2 separate regions of the Homo sapiens genome follow, and region 1 is linked to region 2. The links are chromatin loops, found by intact Hi-C in ENCODE. Cell type or tissue: endothelial cell of umbilical vein. All regions are shown on one strand. Links, peaks and the distances in the headings refer to the core of each region. The heading gives the core; the rest is flanking DNA.

Region 1 (8,348 bases), core at 190-8,189, 360 kb after region 2:
CAAAAGCACGTGCAAAATTACAACCGTGGTAAGTGAAGCAAAGGCTAAAGCATGATTAAAGCATCTAATAGATAAATCCAACCTGGTTATAAAAAGAAAAAAACCTGAGCTGATGATATCTTATGGAAAATTAAAAATTAACTGGTGACATGAAGTAGTGGAGAAGACCATACTACACAGATAATAATGTGCAGAGGTTTATGCTGAGAGGACTCTGAGAAAGGATAAACATGCCACTGTTGCCCAAGTTGAGAGAGCAAGGGGGTAGGATCCAAGATAATGTCTAAAGGACAGGCAGGCAGGGACTGATTACATAGGCCATGTTAAAAATGTTGGCCTGTATCCTACCAGCTAATTCCTAGGAGCCTCTGGGTATTCTGGGTAAATTGCAGGACTCAACGAATAGTTGTTCCATTCTATTTGTATGTCATCTATGCTTTTCAATTCCATTTAAAACTGATAAAACTCATTCTTCTGAACTGGAATTGATGCAGCAGAGTTGGTCAGACAGCAAAGACAATTTCTGAGGACACTGCTTGATAATGTTTTCTGTGTCTTTAGGAAAAGCCTCTGTCTTGTAAAGGCATCTTAGTTCTGTCCACTCAGAAGACTCAGTAGCTATTGTATACGTATGTTCAAAAGGAATCATTTTTTCTATCCATTCACATTAATGAATTTAGAATAGTAAATGGACTTAAAAACTTTAGGGAGTCTTTGGACAATTTTATCTTTTACCATCCTACTCCAAATTTTATATTTGGGAAATTCAACCTGAATAATGAATATGTAGGGCAAAAACCAGGTTAGGATTTGGCCACTAATTCCCTTCTGAAAAGAAATGCATTGAAATTTAAGGAGTATATCAGGTGCTGCTCTACCCTAGTAGTTGGACAGGTATCTAACATGAAGCCTTGGAAATCAGTGCCATATAAAATGCCTGAATACAATTTAACAAATGAAACAGCAAATTAAATTAATAATAACAGAGAGAAGGCTCTTCATATAGACAGCAAGGGTGTGACTGGCATTTTTACCATATTCTTTCCCTTCTATCTTGATTAATTTTTCTTTTGCTGAGAAAAATTTTGTAATTCACATGGAGTCTTATGTTGTTTTTCACAACAAATTCTGCCCAATACAGTAATGTGACATTATTTTTTCCAGAACAGCAGAAGGTAGCTTAGATGTCTTATTCTCAATTTTCACAGTTTGTTTTCTCAGGATCGTAAATGTATTTTGCATATGAGAAAGATTTAAATGCTAGAGTTGGCTGTTCTTATTATTTCGTTGAAAACAAAAGAACGTTTGGATGTTCTATGTTTTTCCAACTTTACAGCTGTTTGCCCTCCTTTTGTTTGGGTCATTTCTTATAAACTCATCAAAATAGGGAAGAGGTAATTATTAAAAATGATTCCCCCATATATTTTAAGATAATCAATAAATCGGTTTTTTATCCACAATGTGTCTTGGTAATTCTGAAGGCTGTGTAGTTGGAGCTATCTAGGTGGGTTAGTGCTTCCTAAATCTGGTGACATTAACTGAGTTGAGGTCTAGAATTTTTCAAGCTGCAAAAGTGATTTAGATATATAGCAAGTCATTAGAACCAACAGACCAGAAGATCAAGTTACTTTCCAATTCTGAAATTGTATGATTCTAAACTATCAGCCTATGGCAGGGTTCATTTTAAGATGTCAAATTTTACTGTGATGTTCTGGTTTTGAGTTCCCTTTCATGGGAGAGTGCATGGTTTCCCAGGCGTTACAATGTTTTAACACAGGTACCTCAAAGAACATCTTGTTAAGAAAGTTTTAAAATGACTAACAGGAAAACTGTGCTGAGTTTATTAGTCACTGTGCCTTGTAAACACTATAATGATTCATTCTAGTGAATAATTCCAAGGTTTAAACTCCTGGTATTCCAGGAGTTGTAGGTATGAGTTGGAGATGGGATAACCTAAAAAGAAAGGCAAAATTATAATTTTCACAATTTGGGGTTATAAAGTACTCTGATCTCTCAGTCTAGCCACTATAAATCTACCTTTGCTTGGATTTAATTGATTACTTCATAATGGTTATCTTAACCATACTAAAACCTGTGAAATCAGACATCTTAAAACGTGTTCCAAGAAACATTTCAATTCAGTCTGAAAACCATCTCAAATAGTCTCAGAGATGTGATTTCTACTCAGAACCTTGGCCTACCACTGCCCATACTCCTCCTCTGACACACTTACAATATTGCATTGCTTTGGTAGGGTGCTAGTGTGCATGATTTGTCTTTCTTTTACAGAGTCAGTTTTTTAAATGCTTGCATTGTTCCTTTTTTGTTTTTTGTTTGATCTCTACATTCAATTAAATTAAACCAGAAACCAGGTTCTCATCTGAGCATCTGAGTTCTGTGAATAATTTCCTATGAGGCTCTCAGAAATTAATACTTTAGTCAAAGCTTTTCTTTGCAAGCAACAAAATTATATATGACTAATTTAATCTGAGAAAGGATATGAAAACAAGGATATTCTATATCTCCAAGAAGACACAAGATCTAATGTTAGAGCCTATGAAGCCAAAACAAGCCTGAAACCATATCACAGAATGATTCTCATGATAATACTAGGATTGTACCATTAATGCCATCCATACTGGACACTGGGTTTACTGTTACCTGAAAGCCTCCCTTGCCAGCATGATTTTCTTCTCTCTTCTACATAGCTAGTTCCTGAATCCACACTTGAAACAATATACAAGTTTATGTGCCTATACTTTCATCCGTTTAAGAAAGGAGGACAAGGAAATCAGTATTTGGATTTTTTCTTTTTGCTTCCCTTTATAAGGGGAAAGATTCCCTAGATATAGAAAAGAAGATGTGATTTTGGGTAGAAAATAGTCTACTCTAGACATCTTCTTTATTGTTCAAATTCAACATATAACCTTCGGAAACAGTAAAATTATTTCCCTAGCTATCATAAGGCAGCTATATCTTATGCAACAAACGATACACTTCTGCTCTATCAGCTAAATTCTATTTCAGTCAGGACGCTTTTGTCTGTGAATGACAAAGAACTCAACTCCATTGGCATGAGACAAATGAATTTATATTCTTACGTAACAACACACATAGAGATAAAGCTGTTTGTTAATTTAGTAGCTCAGTGAGGCCAGAGAGCAGGAGAGGGATAGCAAGAGAGGGAAGGAGAGAGAGAAAGAATGGTTTCATATCTGAGAAAGAACAGTTTCATATATTTGTCCAGGACTATGACTTTTGCATATGCCTAAATGAATCACCAGCAAAAGACATGGAGTTACACTGATTGGTTTAGACTTAAATCACCCTCTTGAGGCAGTAGAGGACTCATCATTCCTGAGCATATTGTTGTTCAATAAGTAGGGCGGGGGTAGTCAGAGTTCTGAAATGTAAAACGGTATCTTTGTAGGCAGTGTCTGCCACTTTTGATGCTACATTTTTTTTCAGTTTTCTGGATATACAAAAGAAAGAGAGTGACCAAAATTTTCTCTAAAATTTCTTAAATATTTAAGTAGGCTCATTTAAGAAAAATACATGGGTGCAATCTTTAAAAGTCATTAAAATCTAATGAGGGATATAGACACATGATTCCAATTCAAAGCAGAGTGAGGTATAGACTTTATAGAGATACAGGTTATAATGGGATTATTATATTAATGATGGAATATATAATTGCCTGTATACCATAAGTGCTTAATAAATATGAATCAAAAGTAAAAAGTTTCATAACATTAAGGATATGGTATGAAGATCATACAGGACTTTAAAAATCACTGACTCTGATTAGATTGAAAGAATGTTCCTATTCCTTTCATTTTAAAATTTATAAAATAACTGATGGCAAAAAGATTTTTTGGGTTTATTTTTGCTACGAGTCTTTTTCTTAGAATTTCCACTAATACATACTCAAAACAATCTAACCCGTGTTGCAGATTATTTACAATTATTTTTATTTTGAATGGGGGTATCATATTTTGCATTTTGATACCAAATACTTCTGAGGTGTTTTTTTTTTTAATTAATTAATTTATTTTTTTGACTGTTCTTGCTGTGTCACAGGCTGGAGTACAGTGGTGCTATCTCAGCTCACTACAAACTCCGCCTCCCGGGTTCAAGCGATTCTCCTGCCTCAGCCTCTTGAGTAGCTGGGACAACAGACGCGTGCCACCATGCACAGCTAATTTTTGTATTTTTAATAGAGACAAGGTTTCACCATGTTGACCTGGATGGTCTTAAACTCTTGACCTCATGATCCACCCGCCTTGGCCTCCCAAAGTGCTGGGATTACAGGGGTGAGCAATAATATTTTTAAAATAAGAACTACATTTATCCATCTATTTATTTAATAAGCATTTATTGAGTGCCCAGTATATGCCTGGATTGATTGTCCTTGACATTATTCTAATACTGACTTTGCAGAGGCACACAAAACACACAAGTTTCCGTCATCAAGGTAGATAATGATCTCCTCAAAAAAAGAAGAAAATTTCTTTGAAAAAAGAGTGAAGAAAGAAATAGATAAGATAAATTGAGAGTCCTGTGCTGGACATGAGGGGAACTAAAATGCGTAGGCCAAAGATCTGTGACCTCATGAAGATTTAAAACCTATGAGCAAATAGAAGTTCAAAGCAGGCAGGTACCACATGGCTTTTGTTCAACAATGTGTTGCAAACACCTAGCATATGCCTGCAGATAGTAAACATAAAATAAAAAATTAACAAGTGAATAAATGGAAGAGATGATAATATATACATTTAAATGTTTATGATCAAAATTTTGATTTCTATATTTATGATTCCTCATCTTAAGTAAATAAATTGTTGAATTCATGGTTGAAAGTGTTAGTAAAACTTTAAAAAGGGTAACTCTAGTGCTTGAAAAGTCAAATTGGAGAATAGAAATAAATGACTATTTTTCATATTCTTATTTTTGATCCATATCTATTTTTACATTTTATTCATCCCTTTTATTCAAAAATATTAATGTGTTAGGAAAGGTTATTTTCTTTGAATTCGTTCCATGCCACATTTTGTCTTGGCAGAGGAAAGAGTGCCTCCTTATGTGGAAAAATATAAACCCTAAGCAAGAATGAATTTTTCACTCAAAGACCATGATATTAACATTATAGGAAATTTGTTATGCACATTTGCAGGGCAAAGCATATAGTACTTTCCTTGTGATAACTGAGATTGCTATAAATAGTGAACCATCTTCTCTACAGGATTATAAAAGTCATTCTGTATATTTAAAAGTTCCAAGTAGAGGAATAAAGAAGAAAAATGGAACAAGAATAAGCATTTAGCTATCATTGTTCTTAGGATTCTGTGCAAATTATAAAGCATGAAAGCAGAGATCAAGTAGGGAAAATCTCACCGATTTGCCATGAAACTTATTTTCATTGTATTCTCTCTTATTTGCAATAAAAGGCATACTTTTTATTTTAAGGTAATTGCAGAAAATAAAAAGTTTATTATATACAATAAAATAATATATGTGTGATATTTAAGTAATAGTTTTCTTACAAAGAAAATATCTGGTCAAAATTTTTTTAAAAGTAAAAGCAAAATCTCTCACCCTGGAAAATCTTAGCAAGCTTTATCAATCAGAATATACATATAATTTTTTTTAGTATTTAATTTTTGTGGGTACATAGTAGGTATATATATATTTATCGGGTATATGAGATATTTTGATACAGGCATACAATGCATAATAATCACATCAGGATAAATGGGGTATCCATCAATTCATGCATTTATCCTTTCTTTGTGTTACAAACAAGCCCCTGTACTCTTTTTTGTTATTTTGAAATGTTCAATAAATTATTGTTGACCATAGTCACCCTGTTGTGCTATCAAATACTAGATCATATTTATTCTAACTACATTTTTGTGCCCATTAACTCTCCTCCTTCCCCCAACAACCCTTCCCAGCTTCTGGTAAATATTGTTCTACTCTCTATCTCCAGGAGTTCCATTAAAAAAAAAACAGCTCTCACAAATAAATGAGAACATATGAAATATGACTTTCTGTGCCTGGCTTATTTCGCTTAACATAGTGACCTCCAGCTCCAACCATGTTATTACAAATGACAGGATCTCATTATTTTGTATACTACATTTTTTCTGTGCACTCCTCTGCTAATGGACACTTACGTTGCTTCCAAATATTGGCTATTGTAGACACTGCTGTCATAAACATGGGAATCCAGATATCTCTTTGATATACTGATTTCCATTCTTTTTGGGTATATACCCAGCAGTGGGATTGCCAGATCACATGGTAGCTCTATTTTTAGTTTTTTGAGGAACTTCCAAAATGTCCTTCATAGTGGCTATAATAAGTTACGTCACCACCAACAGTGTACGATGTTTCCCTTTCCTTCACATCCTTACCACCATTTGTGATTGCCTGTCTTTGGGATATAAGCCATTTTAACTGGGGTGAGATGCTGTCTCATTCTAGTTTTCATTTGCCTTCCTCTGATAATCAATTATGTTGAGCACCTCTTCGTATGCCTGTTTGCCATTTGTATGTCTTCTTTTGAGAAATATCTATTCATATATTTTACACATTTTTAAGTTAAATTATTAGACTTTTTCCTATAGAGTTGTTTGAGCTCCTTATATATTATGGTTATTAATCCCTTGACAGGTAGTTTGCAAATATTTTCTCCCACTCTGTGGGTTATCTTTACTTTGTTGATTTTTTCATTCACTGTGCAGAAGCTTCTTAACTTGATGTAATCCTATTTGTGCATTTTTGCTTTGGTTGCCTATGTTTATAGGATATTACTCAAGAAATCTTTGCCCCATTCCATGTCCTGCAGAGTTTCTCCAATGTTTCCTTTTAGTAGTTTCGTAGTATGAGGTCTTACTTTTAAGTCTTTAATCTATTTTAATTTTATTTTTTATATGACATGAGATAGAAGTCTACTTTCATTCTTCTGTGTATGGACATCCAATTTTCCTGACACCATTTATTGAAGAGACTGTTGTTTCTCCAGTGTTTATTCTTGGTAACTTTGTTGAAAAAGAGTTAACTGTGGATGTATAAATTTATTTCTGTGTTCTCTATTCTGTTCCATATTTCTGTCTGTTTTTATGCCACTACAACATCGTTTTGGTTACTATAGCTTTGTGGTGTAATCTGAAGTCAGGTAATGTGATTCTTCCAATTTTGTTCTTTCTGCTAAGAATAGCTTTGGCTATTTTGGGTCTTTTGAGCTTTCATATAATTTTTAGGATTTTTTTTTCTATTTCTGTGAAGAATGTCATGGGTATTTTGATAGGGATTGCATTGAATCTGTAGATTGCTTTAGGAAGTATGAACATGCTAACAATATTGATTCTTCCAATCCATGAACATTGAATATCTGTCCATTTGTTGATGTCCTCTTCAATTTCTTTCATTAATAGTTTTCATTACAGTAATCTTTTACTTCTTTAGTTAATTTCTAGTTATCTTAGTTTGTTTCTATCTAATGTAAATGGGATTACATTCTTGATGTATTTTTCAGATAGTTCATCTTTACATAGAAATGCTACAGATTTTTGTATGCTGATTTTGCATCCTAAAATTTTACTGAACTTGTTTATTATTAATTCTAATAGATTTTTTTGGTGGAGTCTTTAGGTTTTCCCAAATACAAGATTATATCTTCTGCAAACAAGGATAATTTTACTTCTTCCTTTTCAATTTGGATGACGCTTTATTACTTTCTCTTGTCTAATTGCTGTAGCTAGGACTTCCAGTACTATGTTGAATAACAGTGAAAGTGGGCATTTTTATGTTCCAAAGAGGAAAGGTTTTCAGTTTTTCCCCATTCAGTATGATATTAGCTGTGGGTCCTTTGTATACAGCTTTTATTATGTTGATGTATGTTCCTTTTATACCTAGTTTTTGAAGGTTTTTACCAAGAAGAAATATCAAATTTTATCAAATGTTTTTCAGCATTAATTGAAACAATCATATGCTCTTCGTCCTTTATTCTGTTGATATGATGTATCATGTTGATTGATTTGTACATGATGAAACACCTTTGCATCCCAGGGATAAATTTCACTTGGTCATCATTAGTAATCTTTTTAATATGCTGTTGAATTTGGTTTGCTGGTATTTTGTTGAGAGTTTTTTTTGCATCAATGTTAATCAGGGATATTGAGTTGTAGTTTTCTCTTTTTGATGTGTCTTTGTCTGGTTTTGGTGTCATGATAATGCTGGCCTCACACAAGGAATTTGGAAGTAGTGCCTCCTCCTCTGTTTTTTTGGAATAGTTTGAGTAGGATTGTAATTAGTTCTTCTTTAGATGTTTGATAAAATTCAGC
Region 2 (8,348 bases), core at 210-8,209:
AACATTTAAGAATGTACACAAATATTTAGCTAGAGGGATAGTTATCAAAGTGTTGTCTTTATTAGGGGAGTAAGAAAAAAACTGGAAAGCTATAAATATCAAATAAATGTAAATTAACTTCAGCTGTTTATGGTAAAATTGTAGTGGAACAACACTTAGAGGGAATGGTATTTACAATATATCAATTTTAAAGGGTGTGTTTCAAAATAATATGAATCCCATTTTAGTAAAATAAATATGTACATGTGAGTGTCCATGTACATCTGCGTGTGTGTGTGTGTGTTGCTTGAGAAAAACATAAATGAGTTACCTTTTGCACTGGAATTACAAAGTTTCTAATTTAGATTCAGTATTTGTGGTTTTTAAGTAGGGAAAAAAATAAGAAAAAAAGTATTATTAATTTCCAAAAGTACAGAGTCTTTCTCCCAAGACTGATGATGGAAGAGGACAAAGTCAAACCCTAAGAAAGAGTTTAGCTTTCCTTTTTCAATTTTCTGTTCTTCATTGTTTTTAGGTGAAAACTACTAATTAGCAAATCACCTTTTGATAAGCAATGAGTGTCCTGGTGTGGCCAAAATGCAATTATTTAGGCAACGAATTAGTCACTGAACAAACATATAACTACTTTTGTCCCTTAAATAGAAATAACATATAGGGTGTTTATCTCTTTAGGTTTTCTCTGTACCTGACTTCTGTTCTCTTTGGCACTTAATAATACTTTTGCCAGTGGGTTCATGACAAAGGTATATATATTTATCCAAACCACTCAGTGTGTCCATTTCTAGCAGCTACAGTAAAAATTCAAGTGTTAAAGTAGATGACAACTATTGACTAATGGTTGAGGAAAAAGCAATATTTTTTTCAATTGTTTATCTCTGTCAACAACTAAGAAAAACAAAATATTAGAGAAATCATTTAATTGCTGATTAAGCAATGTTAAAATAGACACTAATATTTTGCAAAGTAAGATGCAAATACATTACTTGTAATTTTAATTTCAAAACAAAATGAAATAAAGTTTAACAAATAATTTGCGTGAATAATTTTATTTTCTAATTTTTAAAAAGTCATTTGAATAAATTATGAAAAAACAGATAAGCAAAAGAAAATATAAGTTAAAATCATCCATCATCCCACTGCCAAAGGACAACTATCCTTAACATTTGTATATTTACCGTTTAGTGTATTTTCTATACTAAAATAGATAGGTGTATATAACATATATAACTTGAATCATAGTAAGCCTATTGTTTCATAAGATTCATTCCATTAAAAAATAAGTCAATAAGCTATTTTGTGGATTACTATCTTATAACAGAAATGTAATGGCAGCAGGATGATCCACATGACAAGCTGATAAAAATTTATTTTTTTTCCGCTTTTTATTTTGAAATTTTAGACTCAGAATAGTTGTAGTAATAGCACAAAGAAATCCTAAAAGTCTTAAATTTCTGAATGTTAACATGTTACTGCATGTGTTCAGCATTCCCATGCATACTTTCTCTCTTTCCCTCTCATATGACTCCTTCTCTCCACAGACTATGTATACATGTGTACATAAATACATATATATACGTATAATACTTTCTAAAGAGAAAGCTGCAAACAGAATTACGCTCTAAACACTTGAGTGTAATTTTCTAAAATGAAGGATGTTCTTTTACATAAACATTACAATTAATAAAATTAGTAAAATTACTTGACATTGATGCAATACTTCTTGTGATACACAGATCAAAGTTACAGAATAAATTCAAATTTCTCCCATTTTTTCTATAATGCCTTTTATAGACCAGGAATGTTCTTTTTCTTATCCAGAGCACAAGCAAGGATAACACATTGCATTAGTAAATTGGGTCAGAGCCAAATCATAGTGGACATTAAGATGTAGGTCTATTAAGAAGTTTCTACTTAATCTTATAAGAATAGAAGACATTGGAAGTTTTAAGCTCAGATTATCAGATTTTGTTTTGTTTTGTTTTTTAAAGGCATTTCTGTTGGCATCACAGAAAATGATTTGGAAGAACAAGACTGTTTAATACATTTCTGGAACAGTGAGACACAAGAGGACAAGGCACAGACCATACAGATGGAGAGGAGGGGAAAATAAGAGATGAATGAAAATGAAGTGTGCAAAGGCAAAGCCTGTGCTCCTCCATTCCAAAGCAGGAATTAAATGGTTTAAGTTTGTGATGGCAGACCATCTCCTACCACTGCTATTCACTTATAAGGAAGAGGACAAGAAAATGTCCTGCCTTCAACTTATGTTTGCAAAGAATGTTTTAAGATTGAGTTTGTAATGCATTGTGTATTTCTCAGTGAAAAGGGATAGTCCAGTTTAACAACTGTCCATTTCACATTTAGCAATCTGTTTACACCATCACAGCCCCCTATTATACGCCAAACTACGAAAGGCCTTGAATGTCAGCCCCCAAAGGTCTTACTTTCTCTAATAGCCAGCCTAAGGTTAGAGATCACTCTTACTTTTGCACTTAAATAAATGGATGGTGCTAAACTTCTGTCATTTAACAAGCTAAATTAAAGAATAATTAACAGCCTTAACAGTTAAAATAAAAATATGCATAAGATGTTTTACAATCCTATAAAACCTAATGAAATATATTATTCAATTAAAAACTTTCACCTGAGAACTTAGGTTCTTAGGTTTATCATACAATTCAATCTGCACATCTTCTGGGAATTGAGTTAAAAATGCAGATTTTGATTCCATGGGTCTGGGGTGGAGTCTAAGATTCGGCATTTTAACATGCTGCCAGGGTTTGTCCATGATGCTAGTTCCCAGACCACACTCTGAATAACAAGAATGTAGCAATCATTGATTGAGTCTCACTGGATAATAGATTTTTACTTGGAGAGGGAGGTGGCACAAGCAGGCTGGAAAGAGTACAAGGGTGGGAGTCAAGGATAAATAGTTCAAGAACTATCTCTGCCATTAATAAACTGGGTGACATGAGGCAGATCCTATGATCATTTGGGGCCTCAGTTTCCTCGATGTATATATCTGCAATGGAATAGTGAATTGGTTTTCTAGGACATAAAGATATGTTTTTAGCAAACATTTAACAAAATTCAAACCTTAATGAGCAGACATGCTATGGCTGGTTTAGTTGCAGTAAATGTATTTATTTAAAAATGTTCAATGTTTTCCTGCTGAGAGTGCATCTGAAATAGTTACCATCTGATTATAAAGAAAATGGAAAACTAAATTTCAAGAGAAAATGACCTCTTCTCTTCATAAAGTTGAAGGCTAAATGAAAGAACAAACAAAGACTGTGGCCGAGGAACCATAAATCAGGAGATTAAAATATTCCTTCTATATACAGAAATAAATAACCTACTTTTCTTCCTTAGGCATGGCTTTTAGCAAAATACACTGTTTTTGAATTTGAAATGAAACAGTTTTTCATTTCATTTAAACATGTGGCTCTCAACCGATGGGAGACAAAAGACAATTAAGTATAGTCTATTGCTTGCAGAAGCATTCAGATTAGTAGGGGCAGTGTTCCCAAGAAATCAATGGGGTCTAATCAGAACACCCAAAATCCAAAAGTATACACCTTGTACAAAACATTATTTCTTCATAATCTGTAAGTCGTTGTATTAGTCTGTTTTCACACTGCTGATAAAGACATACCCGAGACTGGGCAGTTTACAAAAGAAACAGGTTTATTGGACTTACAGTTCCATGTGGCTAAGGAGGCCTCACAATCATGGAGGAAAGTGAAAGGTACATCTCACATGGCGACAGACGAGAAGAAAGCGTCTGCAGGGAAGCTCCCATTTTTAAAACCATCAGATCTCGTGAGACTTATTCACTATCACGAGAACAGCACGGGACCCGCCCGATGATTCAATCACCTCCCACCAGGTTCCTCCGGCAACATGTGGGAATTGTGGGAGTTACAATTCAAAATGCTATTTGAGTGGAGACACAGCCAAACCATATCAGTAGTAAACTAGATAGAATGGATTTTTAAAAAGTGAAGAAAGAGAAAAAGAGAGGGAAGGAAGGAGAGAGAGCTGTATTATTTAACTTGGCAGAGACTTATAGTGAGCACATTCATTCACTTGTCACAATCTTTGGGATCAGCTGTGTTTTTGAAGCAGCCCAGTATCCAGGGGTCACCTTTTGCCAGCTGCCTGGGTCCTGTTGCTTTTGATCACTTTCTCTGGCAGATGTGATGTGATTCTATTTGCCAGCTCGCTCCTTTGACTTTGCTAACTCAGTGCACACTGCTCTCATCTCACTAGCAGGGCTGCCTCTGGGTGAAAGCACTTACTCCTGCCAAAGGCGATCTCCCCTTGGAAGGGCAAGCCCCTGTCATCACCTGACAGCCCAGACTCCCACGGCAGATGCAGCTCTCCCTCTGGTCCTGGTGTCAGATTCAAAGGCCTGACAAGCTTCCATCAGCAAAAGCTCTCTTTTAATTGCTATAGATCAAAAAGTGCTGAACATGTCCATCAAAATAGAGTAGAACAGGATAGAGGAAGAGAGGAAAGATTAGGCATTTACCAAGATAACCCAGGGTTTCTTCATGCCACCTGGTCCCATCTGATTAATGAGGGGGTCATTTTCCCACCAATACCATAAACAAAAAGCAACCAATTTCATTGTCTGTATCAATATACGGACATGTATTTTCTGCCATGTATTTTCTATTTCCTATAATTTGTCCCTACAGTTACCTCATATTTCCATTAGGGGACACCCGCCAACACACACCCACACCTACAAGAGAGAAAGAGAGAGAGCCCTTAACCGCATTTCTTTTTTTAATTTTACATACTTGTTATTCCTTTGTTCTTTCCTATTGCATTCTATCGACATGGCAAAAAACTTGATTTTCATAGCTGGAAATGGGCTTCACTAAACAGAGTCTAATAGTTGAGTAAACTAAGGCCAAGAGAATTGATCTGACTTCTGCAAGGCTACACAGAAGCTTTACCTACTACCCCACTTTCTATTTAATGTACCCTTCTATTTCATGACTATGCTAGCTATATTTAAATAACTTGATCTAAAAGCTCCAGAGGCAATCACACGTGCTCGTTGGAAACCAAGCCCACTATGCCACATTGGCCCTGCCACTCAATAGCTTCCTTCTCTGTACAGTGAGACGTGCAGCCTTCCCTACCTCGCAGAGGAGTTGTGAGCATTGCAACTACTGTCTTGGTAATGCTATTCAGTCCAAACACACAGTGAGTTCTAATTTATCGACTATTTCTTTTTTTTTTGTTAACTTTCATGTTAAGTTCAGGGGAACATGTGCAGGTTTGTTACGTAGATAAATTTGTGTCATGGGAGTTTGTTGAACAGATTATTTCATTACTCAGGTATTAAGCCTAGTACCCATTAGTTATTTGTTCTGATCCAGTCCCTCCTCCCACCCTCTACCCTCTGAAAGGCTCAGTGTATGTTTTTCCCCTGTGTTTGCCCATATGTTCTCATCATTTAGCTCACACATGCAATATTTGGTTTTCTGTTCCTGCGTTAGTTTGCTAAGGATAATGGCCTCCAGCTCCATCCATATTCCTGTAAATGATATGATCTCATTCTTTTTTATGACTGCGTAGTATTCCATGGTGTGTATGTACCACATTTTCTTTATCCAGTCTATCACTGATGGGCATTTAAGCTGATTCCATTTCTTTGCTATTGTAAATAGTGCTGCAATGAACATATGTGTGCATGTGTCTTTAGAATAGAACAAATTCTATATTCCTTTGGGTATATACTGAGCAATGGGATTCTTGGGTCAAATGGCATTTCTGTTTTTAGGTCTTTTAGGAATTGCCACACTGTCTTCTACAAGGGTTCAACTAATTTATATTCCCCCCAACAGTGTATAAGCATTCCTTTTTCTCTGCAGCCTCACCAGCATCTGTTCCTTTTTGACTTTTTCACAGTCATCATTCTGGCTAGTGTGAGATGGTATCTTATTGTGGTTTTGATTTGTATTTCTCTAATGTTCAGTGATTTTGAGCTTTTTTTCAGATGATTGTTAGCCGTATGTATGTCTTCTTTTGAAAAGTGTCTGTTCATGTCCTTTGCCTGCTTTTTAATGGGGTAGTTATTTTTTCCTTGTAAATGTCAGTTCCTTAGAGATGGTGGATATGAGACCTTTATTGAATGCATAGTTTGCAAAAATTTTCTCCCATTCTGTAGGTTGTCTGCTCACTCTGTTTATAGTTTATATTTTCCTTTGCTGTGCAGAAGTTCTTTAATTCTATTTGTCAATTTTTGCTTTTGTTGCAATTGCTTTTGGCATCTTTGTCATGAAATCTTTGCCTGTTCCTATGTCCTGAATGGTATTACCTAGGCTGTCTTCCACGGTTTTTATAGTTTGCTGTTTTATATTTAAGTCTTTAAAACATCTTGAGTTAATTTTTGTATGTGGCATAAAGAAGAGATCCAGTTTCAATCTTCTGCATATGGCTAGCCAGTTATCCCAGCACCATTTATTGAATAGGGAATCCTTTCCCCATTGCTTCTTTTTGTAGCCTCGACTATTTCTTAAGTAGAAATTAGTATTCAGAAGAAGTAAAACATGTATAGTTTACTCAACTTATTTAATGCATCTTAATAAGTTAGAGACCAGCGATCTCCAAAAATTGAGGTTTTCGTGATTTTTTTTTTTTTTGGTGGATCAACAGATTGACAAATGTTATTTTCCCAAGTAAACAAGTTTCTAAAATTCTCGCTATCACATTTGTCCTATAAACTAAAAAAAACTTAAATTCAAAGTAGAATAAAGGGCATAATTTGAAAATCAAAAATAATCCTTCCCCAAAACAAATAATACTTTTGATTCTGATGTGAAAATGCTGTCATGGACCAGTGTAACAAGCACTAGAGTTTGCAAGCCCTGTGTTTTTATCTCATCTCTAATAACAAAGAGGCATGTTGCCAGAGACTGCATGTAGCCCTCCTTCTTCCCATCTTCCCATATGTGCCAGGAAGAGGCAAAGCTCAGGGGCTTTGACTGAGAAGACATTTTTCCAGGACTCTAAATGAAGCAGCTACCAGTAACTGAAAACTTATCCAGTCTTCATCAAATCTGCACATAAATTCGATTTGCCAAAGTCAGTATCCAAAAAAAAAAAAAAAAATTCATCAAACACAGACAATAAGCGAACCTAACAAAATGAATGCTGGAAAAAGAGCAAGCTCTGCCCTTTATTGTAAAACTCACCTGTACTTCTGGTGATGTTCATAAAAACGGTGTATGAGAAAATAGACTGAAAGCTTAATAAAAGATCGATGTGGGCTGTGACTGCATGAACGGTGTTCAAATTTAGGAAGCAATAGCTTGAACTCAGTTTTGTAGCATTCAGACCATGCCTGGAGGTGAGATTTCAGCAGGGACAAAGACAGACTAAAATAGGCAAGAGGAGACAATCAGAAGTGCAAAGGCCCTGGGCTGTATCATAAAAAGATACTGATGACCCCAGGGATGTCTATGTCAGAGTAGTAAAATTTCAGGAGCAACAGTCACTGTTTTCAGAAGGCTGAAGAGCTGTCATGCAGAAGAGAAAATAGAACTGCCAGAGCCACACGAAGGTCAAAATGATTGGAAACGAAGTAAAATAGACTTATACAGCAGAAAGAAAAAAATCTAACTCTTACAGTTGCTCCCCTCTCCCCAGCCCCCCCAAAATGGAGTGATTTTCTTGAGCAGTGTTGAGTTCCTTATACTGGGAAGTAAGGAATGTCCACACCAAGGAGTTATACCAGAAAGTCTAACAAAAATAAAAAAGATGGTGCTATACATTCCAGCTAAGAGCTGGAAATCTGATAATTCTACTGTATAATCTTGAACATCTCCCAGCTACTTTCTCAGTCTTGCTTTGTCCACAAGTGAGGCTATTATATATAATAAACTCAGAGCATCTTTGCAGTTTGAATATGCTCTGGCTTTTATCAATAAACCTATCTGGGTTTTTTCCTTACCTTTGATTATGCAGCTATCATTTATTGACTATTTTCCTTGAAAAGGGCACTGTAAAATGTTGAAGTATGGTATATTATTATTCCCATTTTAAAGATAGAGAAGCTAAGTTTCAGAGCCCATACATAATTTTCCCAAACCACACAGCTGGCAAGTCAAGGACGTAATTCTAAATCCAAATCTGTCTAAAGCTCTTAAACCACATGGTGCATGGACTGAAAACATTTAAAATTTATTATCTTGAAAGGATTCTCATTTTGTCCTAGCAGCATTGCCAAATCCTATGCCTATAAATTTACACAAATTCCTGATTACCCAAGGATTAACTTGGAGATCAGCATCATGAAATTGTTGCCCTTCCCCGATCTGTTTTCTTTG

Evidence for each region. Peaks named below come from ENCODE experiments on the same cell type or tissue, not always from the same donor. Only the 100,000 strongest peaks of a DNase experiment are listed, where the experiment ranks them.
Region 1: a loop joins it to region 2, with 2.1 times the contacts of the local background. A loop is called at or near these places in 2 of 110 quality-filtered maps.

What each region holds. Positions count from the first base shown.
Region 1 is chr3:191,060,331-191,068,678 of GRCh38, reverse strand. No RefSeq gene overlaps it. Among named protein-coding and RNA genes, the nearest start is that of OSTN, 130 kb to the left of the region's middle. In endothelial cell of umbilical vein, for the core only: no CTCF peak of the experiment used is centred there; no DNase peak of the experiment used is centred there.
Region 2 is chr3:191,420,957-191,429,304 of GRCh38, reverse strand. PYDC2-AS1 (PYDC2 antisense RNA 1) reads right to left here and starts at 3,781. Exons shown (of 7, transcript NR_120606.1): 1 at 3,701-3,781. In endothelial cell of umbilical vein, for the core only: no CTCF peak of the experiment used is centred there; no DNase peak of the experiment used is centred there.